2 separate regions of the Homo sapiens genome follow, and region 2 is linked to region 1. Evidence: chromatin loops called from intact Hi-C (ENCODE). Cell type or tissue: Calu3. All regions are shown on one strand. Links, peaks and the distances in the headings refer to the core of each region. The heading gives the core; the rest is flanking DNA.

The links. Hi-C counts contacts between places; a loop is a spot of excess contacts. Peaks named below come from ENCODE experiments on the same cell type or tissue, not always from the same donor. Only the 100,000 strongest peaks of a DNase experiment are listed, where the experiment ranks them.
Region 2: it touches region 1 in a loop (2.0-fold over the local background); 15 of 110 quality-filtered maps call a loop at or near these places.

What each region holds. Positions count from the first base shown.
Region 1 is chr1:211,924,638-211,932,975 of GRCh38, reverse strand. No RefSeq gene overlaps it. Among named protein-coding and RNA genes, the nearest start is that of LPGAT1-AS1, 98 kb to the right of the region's middle. RefSeq lists an enhancer at 4,133-4,634. In Calu3, for the core only: no CTCF peak of the experiment used is centred there; DNase peaks (open chromatin) are centred at 3,815, 4,305 and 7,705.
Region 2 is chr1:211,837,379-211,845,716 of GRCh38, reverse strand. LPGAT1-AS1 (LPGAT1 antisense RNA 1) reads right to left here. Exons shown (of 6, transcript NR_135820.1): 3 at 6,184-6,253. Among named protein-coding and RNA genes, the nearest start is that of LPGAT1-AS1, 11 kb to the right of the region's middle. In Calu3, for the core only: no CTCF peak of the experiment used is centred there; no DNase peak of the experiment used is centred there.

The DNA of each region.
Region 1 (8,338 bases), core at 167-8,166:
GAGGCAGAGGAATGGACTCTATGACCTCTTGGCCCTATTTTATCAGCAAGATTTCATGGAGGCCACAGCTGCAGACTTCCCAGCAGGAGGGCTTTGCCTGGGAGATGCGTTGTGGCCCAGCTCCCCACCAAACACATGCCTTCGAGACTAAGGGCTCAGGCAGTGCAGCCGCAGATATAAATAACCTTCGTGTGACTCTTTCTGTCCTTAGAGCGGATGCCTCCAGCCATTGCCCAGAATGGGATGGAGGGAACAGGAGAAGGGTGCACAGAGAAGTGGTGGGGGTGGAGTGGGGGTGGAGTTGGGGAGGGCTGGGGTTGACAGCTGAGAAGAGAGTGACGGTGAAGAGGCTGTGTTTTCTCTCACCTCCTAAGTGTGTGTGTCTGCATGTTTCTGTGAGATAGGTGTTCATGCAGGGAGAGGAGCTGTCCTACTTTTGGGGAACGGGGTGCTGTTCTTCACAACGTGCTTTCTTTCTTTTCCCACTACCATCATCCTAGTTCACAACCTCATTATGTCTTCCTGGAATATTGCTTTCACTTCCTAATTTCCTTGCTGCTAGTTTCAGTCTCCTCTGAGTGAACCTTTCTTACCATTGCTTCCCAATTCATTCTTCTTTTTTTTTTTTTTTAAATCTAGACAGAGTCTTACTCTGTTGCCCAGGCTGGAGTGCAGTGGCACGATCACAGCTCACTGCAGCCCTGACCTCCTGGGTTCAAGGGATCCCCCACCTCAGCTTCCTGGGTAGCTGGGATTACAGGCGCGTGCCACCACATCGGGCTAATTTTTTGTATTTTTTTGTAGAGGCGGGGTTTCACCACGTTGCCCAGGCTGGTCTCAAACTTTTGGGCTCAAGCAATCCACCCACCTTGGCCTCCCAAAGTGCTGGGATTACATATGTGAGCCCCCGCGCCAGCTGCAATTCACTCTTCTTGTTAAAAAAAAAAAAACAAAACTGGGTTCCCAATACAGTGCACATTCTTCAATATATCATTGAAGATCCTCCACAATTAGACACAGGCCTAGCAGCCAGACCTCTCTTTTCTTTTTTTTTTTTTGAGACGGAGTCTCGCTCTGTCGCCCAGGCTGGAGTGCAGTGGCGCAGTCTCGGCTCACCGCAAGCTCCGCCTCCCGGGTTCATGCCATTCTCCTGCCTCAGCCTCCCGAGTAGCTGGGACTACAGGCGCCTGCCACCACGCCCGGCTAATTTTTTGTATTTTTAGTAGAGACGGGGTTTCACCGTGTTAGCCAGGATGGTCTCGATCTCCTGACCTCGTGATCTGCCCGCCTCGGCCTCCCAAAGTGCTGGGATTACAGGCGTGAGCCACTGCACCCGGCCCAGACCTCTCTTTTCTACGGCCCTCTGTGTGTATCCCAGCCCGCAGTAAAACTGGCACCCTGGGCATTCCATGAGCTCAGTTTGCACTATCTTACCTTTGTGGCTTTGCTCATATTTTCCCTCTGTCTGAACACTCTTCCCTCCATCCGTGAAAAACCTGTTCGTCCTTCCATGTCCTGATTTCTAGCCAGACACAATACTCAGTATTCCTCCATAGCCCGTATCCCAATCCATCTGTGTGAAGCAGTCTAGCTGCATGGCCCTGGGGTCGGAGGCACTGTAGACAAATGGAGGCTAATGTTACCATGTCCTGCCAGGAGCAGCCAGCTCCCTCCACTGCCCCATGCCTCCCATCAGCTCCCTGGCTATTCTGGCCTCCAGCCCTGGTTCTCACCCTGGCTTGAAGCAATCCTGGCTGATCTGCCTGCTGGCCATCCCCAGTGTTCGCCTCGGAGACTGAGGCAGAGAGGCAAGCTGTCTGAGCTCTGAGCAGTGGAGAGGCTGGAGCAGGGCCTGCTAGTATCACAGAGGCTCACCGTGGGCCTCAAGTGCAGCTGAGGCTCTGAACTGAGGGCTGAGGTAGGAGGGAGTGGGCAGTGACTAAAACTTGCAAGAAAGTTTTAATTTTTTTAATTTTTTTTAAGAGTACTTATCTATCTCTTTCCTCCTAGTCATTCTCACCCTCCTCCAGCAGCAGCCTCCTCTTGGTCAGAATTTAGAATATGTTGTTGCTTTGGATGGCTGGGGTTTCAGTTTCCAGCTAGGTTCTTCCCTGTCCATCTTTCCTCCCTCCTGGCCCTTCTTTTTCCTAGACTATCTACTATGTGCAAATCATCATGTATATGTGTAGCAGGGACAGAGTCCCTGCCCCCAGGAAGCTCCCAGATGTTGTCACCTATGTCAGGGTACTCAGTGAGTGTCCGTGGTGCCAAGGTCTAGCTGAGGTGTCCAAGTGGCACTGAGGGAGACTTGAGCAGGACACACATTATTTGTGTTGACTAAGGAGGTATATGAAACCTGGAAGACCCTGTGGAAGGTGGAGTGAGCAAGGAAGACACCAGGGAAAACAAAGACAAAGAGGCTGGGCACAGTGGCTCACATCTATAATCTCAGCACTTTGGGAGGCTGAGGTGGGCAGATCATTTGAGGTCGGGAGTTTGAGACCAGCCTGGCCAACATGGTGAAACCCCATCTCTACTAAAAATACAAAATTAGCCGGGCATGGTGGTACGTGCCTGTAATCCCAGCTATTCGGGAGGCTGAGGCAGGAGAATCATTTGGACCTGGGAGGTGGAGGCTACAGTGAGCTGAGATGGCGCCATTGCACTCCAGCTTGGGTGACAGAGCAAGACTCCATTTCAAAAAAAAAAAAAAAAGGCAAAGAAAGGAAGCCAGAGGTGGCCTTTGGTTTCCCACCACTGCAGTCCAGCCTGATTCCAGAGCCAGCTGTGAACCCAATTCCTAAAGCTCAAATCTGAGGCTTCTGCTCCTACGTGGGCCGTGTGTTAGGTTGCTTGCCAGCTCGTGTTTTCCCCTCACACCCCTACCTGCCATGTGTTTTCATCTATGGATTCTGCAACAAGCTTTGAACCACAGGACCTCCCTCTGGATGACTGGATCTGGACAGGTAACCTTGGAAGCTTTCCAAGGCCATGTTTTCTGCTGTAAAGATGGTAAAAGAAAGCCCAGCTGGGTTCCTGCCCCAAATTCCCTGAACTGCCCCACCTTGTGTCCTCATACTGCAGTGAGATATTCATCTTTGTGCTTTTTTTTCAGGAAAGATACGTGACCTTTCCCTCCTCAGAGGCACCCACAAGTCCCTGAGGAGAAATGAAGGGTTAAAGCAACAAGGCAAAGACAAAAACAATGTTCAGCCTTTTCAACATCCGAAATAAAATATTGAGCATAGACAGAGAGATTTTTGTTGTAATAATAGACAAGAGAAAGAACAGTGGGATGACCATGGCCACTTTGGACATGCTGACTTTCTCATTGCTCCCTGAACCCCAGTACATTGCACGTCTCTGGGCCTTTGTCGGTGCTTGGCTCTCAGCATGCAACGCACTTCTCTCCCAACTCTGCCCAGCAAGCTCCAGCCCATCTCCTATGATTTACCCAAGTCAAAAGTCCTCCTTTCCAGGAAGCAGGAAGAACACTGAAGGCCCCGGGGCTGAGTACTACTGGCCTTCTGTTCTACTCTCTAGTAAAGCACCCGGCTTCTGATAACTTTATAATGTTCTGCTCACAGATCTGTCTCCTCTTCTAGACTGTAAATATCCAAAGGGAGGGATTGGGAGTTCATCTTTGCCTTCCTGGTGCTCAACATGGTGGCTGGCACATGGTAGGTAATCAAGAAAGTTTAACTATTTAACGCAAAATTCAGTGTCAAATTACCTAGCCTTCATGCAGTTTCCGGTCTGAGCCTTGCCACTGAGAAGTGGCTGTAAACACAAGAGCTATTGCTCAACCGATTCCTGGGTGTGGCTAGAAATGGCAGAGGCTAGTTCAATAGCGGGTGCCCCTAAGCCTTACTGCAAAGGATCCAGCATTCCCTGCCATGCCCTGAAGCAGCCTTATAATTCTGCAATCACTGCTAGATAAGCAGTGTAGCCCATAGGCCCTGAAGCTTGGCTCTTTTGTGACCAAGGTGAAGCCTCACCATCCCTGTCTCTGGGCTTCATGTTCTCCATCTGTCGTGAGGTTGTAGGTCCTAATTAGAAAGCTGTTAGAGATTCCTGAAAGGACTGTTATTGTACTGCAGCACAAAGAATATTATGTCAGGGTGCTATAAGAGCACAGCAAATAATGTGAACGAGGAAATAATAAGGGCACTTATTCCCAGAAGCATATTGATTTAAACCACAAAAACTCCTTGGAACAGGGCTCAAGAATTATAAAAGCCTGAGCAATCAGCAACCCCTGTGGGAGGGGAGCCCATGCCAGGCAATTGCTGGAGAGTTCATTTGGTTGGTCTTGGCAGGCCAGTTTTGTCCCTCAGGTGTTCTTGCTTTGGTGAAATTTCCCTGTTGTAATGAGCCCAGCCTACCTGCTGGGTTCTAGGGAGAAAGGACTATTATTTCCACATCCTTTGCATAAGAAGCAAAGGACTGGCCTTAGCACACAAGTGAATTCACTTATCATCCTCTGTGTGATGAAAACAGATCTCCAGATAACAGAAGCTGCATCATCACTTCTGCTTCTAAAGTCTGCATAGCAGGTCACACCCTGACCCAGCCACTGCTATCTCTGGACAGCAACTTGGGAAAACCAGTTACTCAGTAAATATGAAAAATAAAAAGTCACCTTAACAAATGCGTCATCCTGGAGTAGAAAAGCATGTTTAAACCTGCTTCCAACAGCAGAAAGGGCAGAGCCTGTAAGAAAAAAAGAATGATGGCACTAATTGGACAAAAATTTTAATTTAAAACTTGAAATGGGGGAGCACTGACCCCATTTCTCTGGAGTTTGCACATCCCAGGGGAAAGAAATAAAACATTAAATGGCAAAAAGTATCATAAGCCAAACTCTAAGATAGAATAAATTATAGGGAATATATTTGCAGCATTCATAATAGATATCAGAGTAATATCCTTAATATATAAAGGCATTTACAAATCATTAAGAAAAAGATCAGCAACTAGCATGGGAAATTGAGAACACAAAGAATCCACAAAAGAAAAAATAAAAATGACCAATGAACAGCTAAAAAAAAAAATGTAATAATGTAGCTATGAGCAGTGGGCCTGCCTGTAGTCCCAGCTACTCGGGAGGCTGAGATGGGAGGAATTGCTTAAGTCCAGGAGTTAAAAAAAAAAAAAAAGTAATAGTGAAATAAATATAATTTAAAAATGCAAATTTAAGCAATGAATTTAATTTTTACCTATTAGATTGGCCAATTTTTTTTTAGTGGTAAGTGGTGAGTTCATGTATGACATTGAGTGGTAAGTGGTGAGTTCGTGTTCTAAAGCAAACAATAACTATATTCTATGACCCTGCAGTTCCATTCCTAGTTTCTCCTAAAGAAACCTTTGCACCTGGGCATAAGAAGACACATAGGAGAATGCTTAGAACACCCCTGTTTATAAGAGCAAATGCTGGAAGAAACCCAAATATCCATCAATAGATACATAGATATATAAATTATATATTTGTATAATAGAACACTATACAGTGGTAAAAATGAGTGAATTGTAGCTACATATAGCAAGAGGCATGAACATAAAGTTGAGCGTGTGAAGTCAGTCACTCTAATTCCATTTGTATAAATTGTATGGTGTTAGAAGTCAGAATAGTGGTTCCTTTCAGACAAAGACAGTAACTGGGAGGGAGTCAAAAGGGTTTCTGGGGTGCTAGTAATGTTTTGTGTCTTGATCTAGGCATGTGCTCCCTCAGAAAATGCACCACGCTGAACTTAATATACATGCACTTCTCTAAAAAAATTAAACGAAAATAATCAAAAGATATATTTCAATTATTTTTAATAGGTCTGCAGTATAAGAAAAATCACCTCAATTGCTTACTTTCCAAGATATATTAGAGGCATAGAAAAATAATGTAAGAATACATTTTCTTATCATTAACATTCTGAAACATGAGAGGAAGCCCCTCAAAATGCAAGGCCCCCTTCATTGTATACAATATTTAGTGTAGCACGCAGGCAAATACAGGTTTACAGATTTCTAAGAAATGGGTCTGGTATCATCTCCTTCTCCTTTGTCCAGCACTTTCTGAGCTGCCAGCAGGGAAGGCATTTGAATGTGTGACATACTTCATTTACAAATTTTTTAAAGCAAGTTATAAAAGAATACATAAGTACAATTTAATTTCTATAAAGGAAAAATATGCAGAACTAAGGCACATATTGTTAAAGGATACAAGCATATGTGGTAAAACTAACTAAAAGCAAGGAACTGGTAGAGACACAGTTTAGGAAAGTGGATTCTTCTTCTGAGGAGGAGGAGTGCAGGGATGGGGTCAGAGAAGGCACAGGGGGGCTTCTAGGAGACTGGTGATATTCTAGCTCTGAAGCTAGATGGTGGGTTCACAGATAAATATCTGTGTATTCTTTACGTCCTTCACATTAGAAATATTATTTGTATGTATTTAATATTTAATAAAAACAAATTTAAAATTATTTTAAATAGACTTTTATGCCATTCCTGTTGGGGGTGGGGTGGAGTATAAATTGGTAGAGTTTTTCTAGATGAAAGAGTGGCTATGAGTGAAAAATCATGTAAAGATTATACTTCTAAGAAATTTTCCTAAAACAGTGATCAGACAAGAAAGCAGAGGTATTATAAAAATATATTTATCAAATGTGGTTTATTAAGACAAAAATTAGAAACCATCTAAAGTCTTAAAATAGAAACTGATCAAATTATACTACTCCATAAAATAGAAAACTATGTAATATTAAGATTGATGATGATGATGTACATCTGTTGACTGTCATTGAACTACATTCATGATATATTTTTTAGTAAAATAAAGTTTCAAAACATTATGGTTATGGTATGATCTAATTATTTTTAACACAATATATTTTCATGTAAAGGTACATAAGTAAGAAGGTCTATAGCAATATTAATAAGGTGATTCTTTCTAAATGGTACATGTATTACTCACAGTCAAGAAAATAGGCCCAGTGCAGTGGTTCGTGCCTGTAATCCCAGCACTTTGGGAGGCCAAGGAAGGGAGATCTCTTGAGCCTAGGAGTACGAGACCAGCTTGAGCAGCATACTGAGACCCCGTCCCTACAAAAAAAAAAAAAAGAGAGAAAGAAAGAAAAGAAAAATTAGCCAGATGTGGTGGTGCACTCCTGTAATCCAGCTCCTCAGGAGGCTGAGGCAGGAGGATTGCTTGAGCCCAGGAGATCAAGGCTGCAGTAAACCGAGATTGCACCACTGCACTCCAGCCTGGGTAAAAGAGCAAGATCTTGTCTCAAAAATAAATAAATAAATAAAAATAAGCAGAAGAAAATAATCAAAAGATATATTTCAATTATTTTTAATGGGTCTGCAGTATAAAAAAATCACCTCAATTGCTTACTTTCCAAGATATAGTACAGGCATAGAAAAATAATGTAAGAATACATTTTCTTATCATTAACATTCTGAAACATGAGAGGAATCCCCTCAAAGTGCAAGGCCCCCTTCATTGTATACAATATTTAGTGTAGCACACAGGCAAATACAGGTTTACAGATTTCTAAGAAATGTGTCTGTATCATCTCCCTCTCCTTTGTCCGGCACTTTCTGAGCAGCCAGCAGGGAAGGCATTTGAATGTTGGCAGCCTTCAGCTGCATCCACAGCCGCATCTCAGTCAGCACCACACAGCTGCCTTCTGGGGTGAGGCAGCCGAGAGGGCAGGACAGGAGGGTGTGGCCAGGGGACACCTGGCGCTGGAGTAACAGCCCTGACTGCTCTAAGCATAAGACTGCCGCTCTTGACTCAGAACCTCTCCCCATCTCACCAAAACCATCACCCACACCTCTGGAGTGTTTTTAGGTGACAAATTCACTGATCAGTAAATCACTATAAAAAGCTCTTTCCGGTTGGGTGCGGTGGCTTATGCCTGTAATACCAGCCCTTTGGGAGGCTGAGGTGGGTGGATCACTTGAGGTCAGGAGTTTGAGACCAGCCTGGCCAACATGGCAAATCCCCGTTTCTACTAAAAATACAAAAAATTAGCTGGGCTTGGTGGCATGAGCCTGTAATACCAGCTACTTAGGGGGCTGAGGCAGGAGAGTTGCTTGAACCTGGGAGGTGGAGGTTGCAGTGAGCTGAGATCACACTACTGCACTCCAGCCTGGGTGACAGAGTGAGACTATGTCTCAAAAATAAAATAAAATAAAATATAAATCAAATAAAAAAATAAAAAGCCCTTCCAACGGGGAGGCTACTCAGTCTTAAACAGTGGCCAAAGGACTCCTTAGGGTTGCTCTGTCGTTCCCCCAAGCTCACCATCTTGGGGACCTTCTTGGTGACCCGTTTCTGACC
Region 2 (8,338 bases), core at 62-8,061, 87 kb after region 1:
GACTCCGTCTCAAAAAAAAAATAAAGTTGAGCAAACTTGCCACTCAATGGGTGCCAGAACTGTTGTGCTGAGAACAGTTGCAGACAAGAGCAGAGCTTTCAATGGAAATTTTAAATAAGTGGGATCAATATCCTGAAGGATTTCTTTGAAGAATTGTAACCGGAGATGAAACACAGCTTTACTAGTATGACCTTGAAGACAAAGCACAATCAAAGCAATGGCTGCTAAGAGGTTGAAGTGGTCCAGTCAAGGCAAGAGCAGACTGGTCAAGAGTAAAGGTCAGGCCAGGCATGGTGGCTCACGCCTGTAATCCCAGCACTTTGGGAGGCTGAGGCGGGTGGATCATGAGGTCAGGAGTTCAAGACCAGCCTGGCCAAGATGGTGAAACCCCTGTCTCTACCAAAAAAAAAAAAAAAAAAAAATTAGCCAGGCGTGTTGGTGGGCGCCTGTAATCCCAGCTACTCAGGAGGTTGAGGCAGAGAATTGCTTGAACCCTGGAGGCGGAGGTTGCAGTGAGCCGAGATCGCACCACTGCACTCCAGCCTGGGTGACAGAGTGAGACTCCATCTGAAAAAAAAAAAAAAAAAAAAAAAAAAAGAGTAAAGGTCATGGCAACAGTTTCCTGGGATCCTCAATGCATTTTGCTTGTTGACTTCCTGGGGGGCCAAAAGAATGACAACATTTATTTATTATGAGAATGTTTAGAGATAGCTAAAGCTTTAGTAGAAAAATGCCTGGGAAAGCTTCACCAGAGAGTACTTCTCCACCACAACAATGCCTCCGCTCATTCCTCTCATCAAACATGGGCAATTTTGTGAGAGTTTTGACGGGAAATCTTTTTTTTTTTTTTTTTTTTGAGATGGAGTTTCGCTCTTGTTGCCCAGGCTGGAGTGCAATGGCATGATCTCGGCTCAGCGCAAACTCCACCTCCCAGGTTCAAGCAATTCTCCTGCCTCAGCCCCTGAGTAGCTGGGATTACAGGCATGCACCACCATGCCTGGCTAATTTTGTATTTTTAGTAGAGACGGGGTTTCTCCATGTTGAGGCTGGTCTCAAACTCCTGACCTCCAGGTGATCTGCCTGCCTCAGCCTCCCAAAGTGCTGGGATTACAGGCGTGAGCCACCACACCCGGCCTTGATGGGAAATCTTTAGACATCCACCTTACAGTCCTGATTTGGCTCCTTCTGACTTGTTTTTGTTTCCTAATCTTTAACAATCTTAGGGCACCCATTTTCTTCAGTTAGTAAAGTAAAAAGACTGCATTGACATGGTTAAGTTCCCAGGACCCTCAGTTCTTTAGAGATGGACAAAATGGCTGGCATCATCACTGATAAAAGTGTCTTGAATGTGATGGAGCTTACGTTGAGAAATAAAGTTTATATTTTTTATTTTTATCTTTTAATTCCATTTTTCTAAGAACTTTTTGCAGTCCACTCATATACACTGTTATACCTATTAAAAAGGTGAAAAATATTCAAAGAATGTTAAGGTTATTACAAAACCACAATGACAACCATAAGTAAACAATAATTTCCTTCACTATGTTTAGTGCATGAGTTTAGAAATCTGATAGAACCAATGAATATTTGCAAGTACAGCCAGAAGCACAGTTCTCATACCAATAAACCTAGATAAGTAGCTCATGGAAACGACTGGAACACTTACTAGCAGGAGGAAAAAACATTTTAGAGCATATCTAGGTGAAAGATTTTCTTGGCTTCATTTATAGCGAATCTGTGTGGGGTTAGGTATGGTTGTTAGGCTACAAAGAAGATCAATTTCCTTGGGGAACACAGTGATCTGAGGTGGTTGAAATGCCTAAAGGCAGCAAGTTAAAGAGACATAACTTTTCTTTATAGCCTTTGATTTCGGAAACCAAGGCTCAGACCAGATAGTTTATTTGAGCATACCTCGTTTTATTGCACTTCACTTTATTGTGCTTTGCAGATATTGTGCTTTTTACAAATTGAAGATTTGTGGCCACGCTGTGTTGAGCAAGTCTTTACAAATTGAAGGTTTGTGGCAACGCTGTGTTAAGCAAGTCTAACAGTGCCATTTTTTCCAACAGCATGTGCTCACTTCTTGTCTCTGTGTCACATTTTGGGAATCCTCACAATATTTTCAACCTTTTCATTATTATTATATCTGTAATGGTGATCTGTGATCAGTGATCTTCGATGTTACTATTGTAATTGTTTTGGAGTTCCAAGAACCTTGCTCATAGAAGGTGGGTGAACTTAATCGATAAATGTGTGTGTTCTGTTCTTTCCACCAACTGGCCATTCCCATCTTTCTTCCTCTCCTTGAGCCTCCCTATTCCTTGAGGCACAACAAAATTGAAATTAGGCCAATTAACCTACAATGGCCTCTAAGTGAAAGTGAAAGGAAGAGTTGCATTTTTCACTTTAAATCAAAAGCTGGACATAATGAAGCTTAGTGAGGAAGGCAGGTTGAAAGCCAAGACAGGCCAAAAACTAGGCCTTTTTCACCAGTTACCCAGGTTGTGACTGCAAAGAAAAAGTTATTGAAGGAAATTAAAAGTGCTACTGTAGTAAACACATGAATAAGAAAGCAAAACAGGCTTACTGCAGATAGGGAGAAAGTTTGTGGTCTAGATAGATCAAATCAGCCACAACATTTACTTAAGCTAAAGTCTAATCCAGAGCAAGGCCCTAACTCTTTAATTTGATGAAGGCTGAGACAGGTGAGGAAGCTGCAAAAGAAAAGTTGAAAGCTAGCAGAGGTTGGTTCATGAGGTTTAAGGAAAGAAGCCATTTCCATAACATAAAGTGCAAAGTGAAGCAGCAAGTGCTGATGTAGAAACTGTAGCAAGTTATCCAGAAGATCTAGCTAAGATGATTGATGAAGGGGGCTACACTACACCCTAGATTTTCAATGTCGACAGAATAGATTTATATTGGGAGGAGATGCCATCTAGAACTTTCACAGCTAGAGAGAAGTCAATGCCTGACTTCAAAGCTTCAAAGGATGACTAAGGCTCTTGTTAGGGACTAATGTAACTGATGACTGGGCAGAAGCCAATGCTCATTTACCATTCTGAAAATTCTAGCCCTTAAGAATTACACTAAATTGACTCTTTCTGTGCTCTATCAATGGGACAACAAAGCGTGGATGACAGTGCATGTATTTATAGCATAGCTTACTAAATATTTTAAGCCCACTGTTGAGACTTAACTGCTCAGAAAAAAAAATCATTTCAAAATATTACTGTTCATTGACAATGCACCTGATCATCCAAGAGCTCTGATGGAGCTCTTGTTCCATCAGATGGAGTTTCTACGTCAGCACTTGCTGCTTCACTTTGCACTTTATGTTATGGAAATGGCTTCTTTCCTTAAGAAGATTAATGTTGTTTTCTTGCCTGCTAACAAAGTATCCATTCTGCAGCCCATGGATCAAGGAGTAATTTTGACTTTCAGTTTCTATTACTGAAGATAAATATATTTCATAAGGCTATATCTACTATGGATAGTGATTCCTCTGATGGATTAGGGAAAAGTAAATCGAAAATCTTCTGGGACGGATTCACCATTCTACATGCCATTAAGAATGTGATTCATGGGAGGAGGTCAAAATATCCACATTAGCAAGAGTTTGGAAGAAGTTGATTCCAACCCTCATGGATGACTTTGAGGGATTTAAATCTTCAATGGAGGAAGTCATTGCAGATATGGTAGAAATAGCAAGAGAACTAGAATGAAAAGTGGAGCCTGAAGATGTGACTTAATTGTCACAATCTCATGATCAAACTTGATTGGATGAGGAATTGCTTCTTATGGATGAGCAAAGAAAGTAATTGTTTGAGATGAAATCTACTTCTCCTGGTGAAGATGCTGTGAACATTGTCAAGATGACAACAAAGGATTTAGAATATTACATAACTTAGTTGATAAAGCAGCGTCAGGGTTTGAGAGGACTGACTCCAATTTTTAAAGAAATTCCACTGCGAATAAAATGCTATCTAACAGCATAGCATGCTACAGAGAAAGCTTTCATGAAAGGAAGAGTCAATCAATACTGCAAAATTCATAGCTGTCTTATTTTAAGAAATTGCCACAGCACCTCAACCTCCAGCAACCATCACTGTGATCAACCAGTAGCCATCAACATGGAGGCAAGACCCTTCACCAGCAAAAAATTACAGCTTGCTGAAGACTCATAACTGTTAGCATTTTTCAACAATAAAGTATTTTAAAATTTTTTAGACATAATGCTACTTTACACTTAATAGACTACAGCGTAATGTAAACATAGCTTTTATATGCACTGGGAACAAAAAATATTTTATCACTCGCTTTATTGCAGTGGTTTGGAACCAAAATTGCATTATCTCAGAGGTATGCTTGTACTTTGGATAAAGAAAAATCCTCTTATATAGACCCCAGTGTTTTAGTGCTCAAGAGTAAATAAATTAGAGTAGTCCTATGTAGAATTTGAATCCAGATCTCACTCTTGTACTTGAGTTAATCCATGCAGTCTTAGAAGCAGCATTTCCATCTCTCACCATGACCTGCCAATTTTACCCCTAAATTTCTCTCAAGCCCATCCTTTTTCCCTCAACTCCACCGTCATCACCCTAGCCCAAGCTACCATCCTCTCTTGTCTGGATACTGCAATAATCTCCTAACTGTCTTATCAATTGCACTCCTTCCTTCCTACAGCTAGTTTTCTGTAAGACAGCCAAAATGTAATATTTAGGAAAAAATCAGATCATATAACTGTGAGGGTGACCAATCCCTTGGTTTGCCTGGGGCTGTTCCAATTTTAGCACTGAAAGTCTCACATCCCTCAGTCCTAGGCAAACTGGGATGGTTGGGCACCCCAGGATTCTGCTCAAAACCTGCCAGCACCTTCCAGTCATCCTTGGAATAAAACCCTTTATGATGGTCTGTGAGGCCCCATAGAGTGTATCTCTTGCCTACCTCTCCAGCTCATCTCAGACTAGGATCCCCTTGGACTCACCACTGTGGGTGCACTGGTTTTATCTTAATTTTGAGAATTCATTGTGATCTTTTTCACCACATGGCCTTTGCCCTTCATTTCCCTTCAGAGGATGTACTTTCTGCCTCTCTTAGTTAACTCAGGTTCATCCTTCACATCCCAGCTTAATTGCAATTCACTACATTAGGTTCCTCTAGTACAAGCTCTCAGAATATTCTGTTCCTTTCCCTCAGGTCACGTGCCTCAGTTTGTCATTCTATAATTTTCCATTAGTAGTTTTATGTCTGACTCCCATACCAGCCTGTAAACTCTTTGAGTGTAAGAACCATGTGTGTTTTGTTTATCACTGTGGATTTGACTCCTAGAATGTGCCTGGCACATATAAAAAGGGGTTCAATAAATATCCACTTCAGTTCCACTGCTAATGTCACAGGTCAGACTTGAGATTTCTGAAGCATTTCCCTGCCTCTAATCTATTCACCTTCCAAATCATAATACCCATTAGTGTCATGGTAATCTTATAGATGTGGATGCCCTGTATATTTCCACAGATATCACTGTGTCCCATACTGGTCTGCTGATCTGCCCTTGTATATAATTAGAAAAGGTACATTTATTAAGAGTATACTATGCACCAGCACTGTGCTAAATACTTTATAAATTTAATATAATTTGCACCTCACAATCACCCTTGAGGGACATTCTTCCTATTTTACATGCGAGGAGACAAAGGCTTAAAGAGATTAGGTAACTAATCCATTACCACATAGAGTTTGTAAGAGATGCAACCAGAATGGTACCTGATGCATAAACCCTTGCATTTTTGTCTTTCAATTGCATGTTTTATTAGTTATAATTAGGCTTGGCTGTACATGACAAGAAAGTCCAAAGTACAATAGTGGCTTAAGTGGGATAGAAAATTACCTCTCTCTCATGGTTTTCCTCTGGTCTCTCCTGTTAAAGAGACCAGAGGAAAGCAGTTCAGGATTAGGATGACCTGATCATCAGGGATCCACACACGTGTTGTTTGCTCTCCCTAGCTTGACTTCCACCTTCAGGTCCAAAATGGCTACCTGGGCTCCAGTTTCCTCATCCCTATTTAGTTAACAGGAAAAAGGAAGATGTGTCCCTCATCCTCTAAGGATACCCTAGAGAAGTCACAGCTGACACTTCTGTTTATATTTCATTGGCCAGATTATAATCATATGATCAGATCTTACTGCAAAAGATGCTGAGAAATACAGTCCATGCTTTTGTTGTCCATAGGCTGAGCTTAAAAAAAAAATCCTCCTATAAGGAAGAAAGAAAGAATGGACATTAGGGGAAATAACAGCATCTGCCAAACACACGCTAGAGCAGGTTCTACTTATGACTTTCAAAATTATCTACAATTTAGTTTCATCCTACATAATGTTCTAGTTTTCCACCTCTCAGTCATTTTAAACCATTGCCACAATGGGCCACTCACCTCTCTGTTTCCCAGACATATCAAACTCATTTTCTATTTTACTCTCCTTGCTTTTTCTCCTACTTGGGAGGGCTTCCTGTCAACCTACATAAATTCTACCCACACTTTACTGATTAGCTCATTTTAGAGGAGGTTATCCTCTAAAAGTTTCCTCTATGTTAGCTTTCTGTCCCCCAAATAGAATGGAAAAAGCAAAGTTGTGGGTACATAGCAAGCACCTAATAAATACTTACTGATTAATATATAAAATAGCCTTACTTAACTCCTTTAATTCTTATGTGGAACACTGCTTTATTCAGGATTTTTCAGTGTTAGTTTACACCAGGGGACTTGTGTAGTCCCTCTCCCCTTCTCTTGTGAAAATACAGGCACCTAATGAATATTTATTAAGTACATGTTTGATTTTATTTTATTGTTTTTGGAGACAGGTTCTCCCTCTGTTGCCCAGGCTGAACTGCAGTGGTGCAATCATGGCTCACCGCAACCTCAAACTCCTAGGCTCAAACACTTCTCCTGCTTCAGCCTCCCCAGTATCTGGGACTACGGGTGCATGTCACCATGCTGAGCTAATTTTTTGTAGAGACAGGATTTCGCTATGTTGCTCAGGCTGTTCTCAAACTCTTGGCCTCTCAAAGTGCTGGGATTACAGGTGGGAGCCATCACACTCCACCATTAAGTACATGTTGAAAGCCCCCATTGTTCCAGGTTATCCACTTAGAGCTCTCACTTGGTTTCAATTTCTGAATCGATGTGGTGGTATTTGCTATATTGTAGGGCACTACTTCTCAAACTTTATATGCATACAGATCACCTAGGAATCTTATTAAAATGCAGATTCTGATTCAGGAGATCCAGGGTGGAGCCTGAGATTCTGTATTTCTAAAATATCCTAGGTGGGGCTGGGTGCAGTGGCTCATGCCTGTAATCCCAGCACTTTGAGAGGCCAAGGCAGGAAGATCGCTTGAGGCCAGGAGTTTGAGATCAGTTTGGGCAAAACCCTGCCTCTACCAAAAAAACAAAAAACAAAAAACAAAAAACAACAACAACAAAAAACATGCAATTAGCCACGCATGGTAGTGTGTGTGTCTGTTGTCCCAGATACTTGGGAGGCTGAGGTGGGAGGATCACCTGAGCCCAGGAGGCAGAGGTTGCAGTAAGCTGAGATCACACCACTGTACTCCAGTACACCACTGGATAACAGAGTGAAACCCTGTCTCAATAAATAAATAAACTTAAATATAAATAAATAAAAAATAAATAAAATAAAATATCCAAGGTGATGCCAATGTTGGCAGATGTAAATAGCAAGGCTGTGGAGATCCTCAGATTATCTGCCCCAGATCACATGAAGATGCATTTTAAAGCAAAAGATCCCTGGATCTCACTTCAGACCTATGGGATCAGAATCTCTGAGATGGGACCCCAGAATCTGCATTTTAGCAAACTCTCTAGTAGATCTTCATATACACTAATATCTGAGTTTAAAAAGAACCCTAGATGATTTTTATGATTAGGCCTGTTTATGAGTAGGCAGCTTTTCGAAATAATGCCATTCAGTTCAGCATAACATGGAGTAACTGAAACTACCAAAACTTAAGAAACTGAACAATGTATTAATATAACTTGAATGGTTCTAAGTTTTTTTAAATCCCATACTTTAAGCTGCAGCATTTTAGCATCACTCTTTTGCCCATAGCTTTGTTTGATTCATAGCACTTAGAGCAGGAGAACCTCCCCCGCCCCACTTTGGGATTTCTCATGGCTGTAGGCTTCCCAGCAGCTGGTTCCAAATTAATTCAGATCTCTACTTCAGCTTATGCTTTGAAGATAAAATTTAAGAGAAACAAAAGGTTTGAAATTGTGTTTCATAAAATATTTCTTGAAGACATTTCAAGAGAAAATCACTT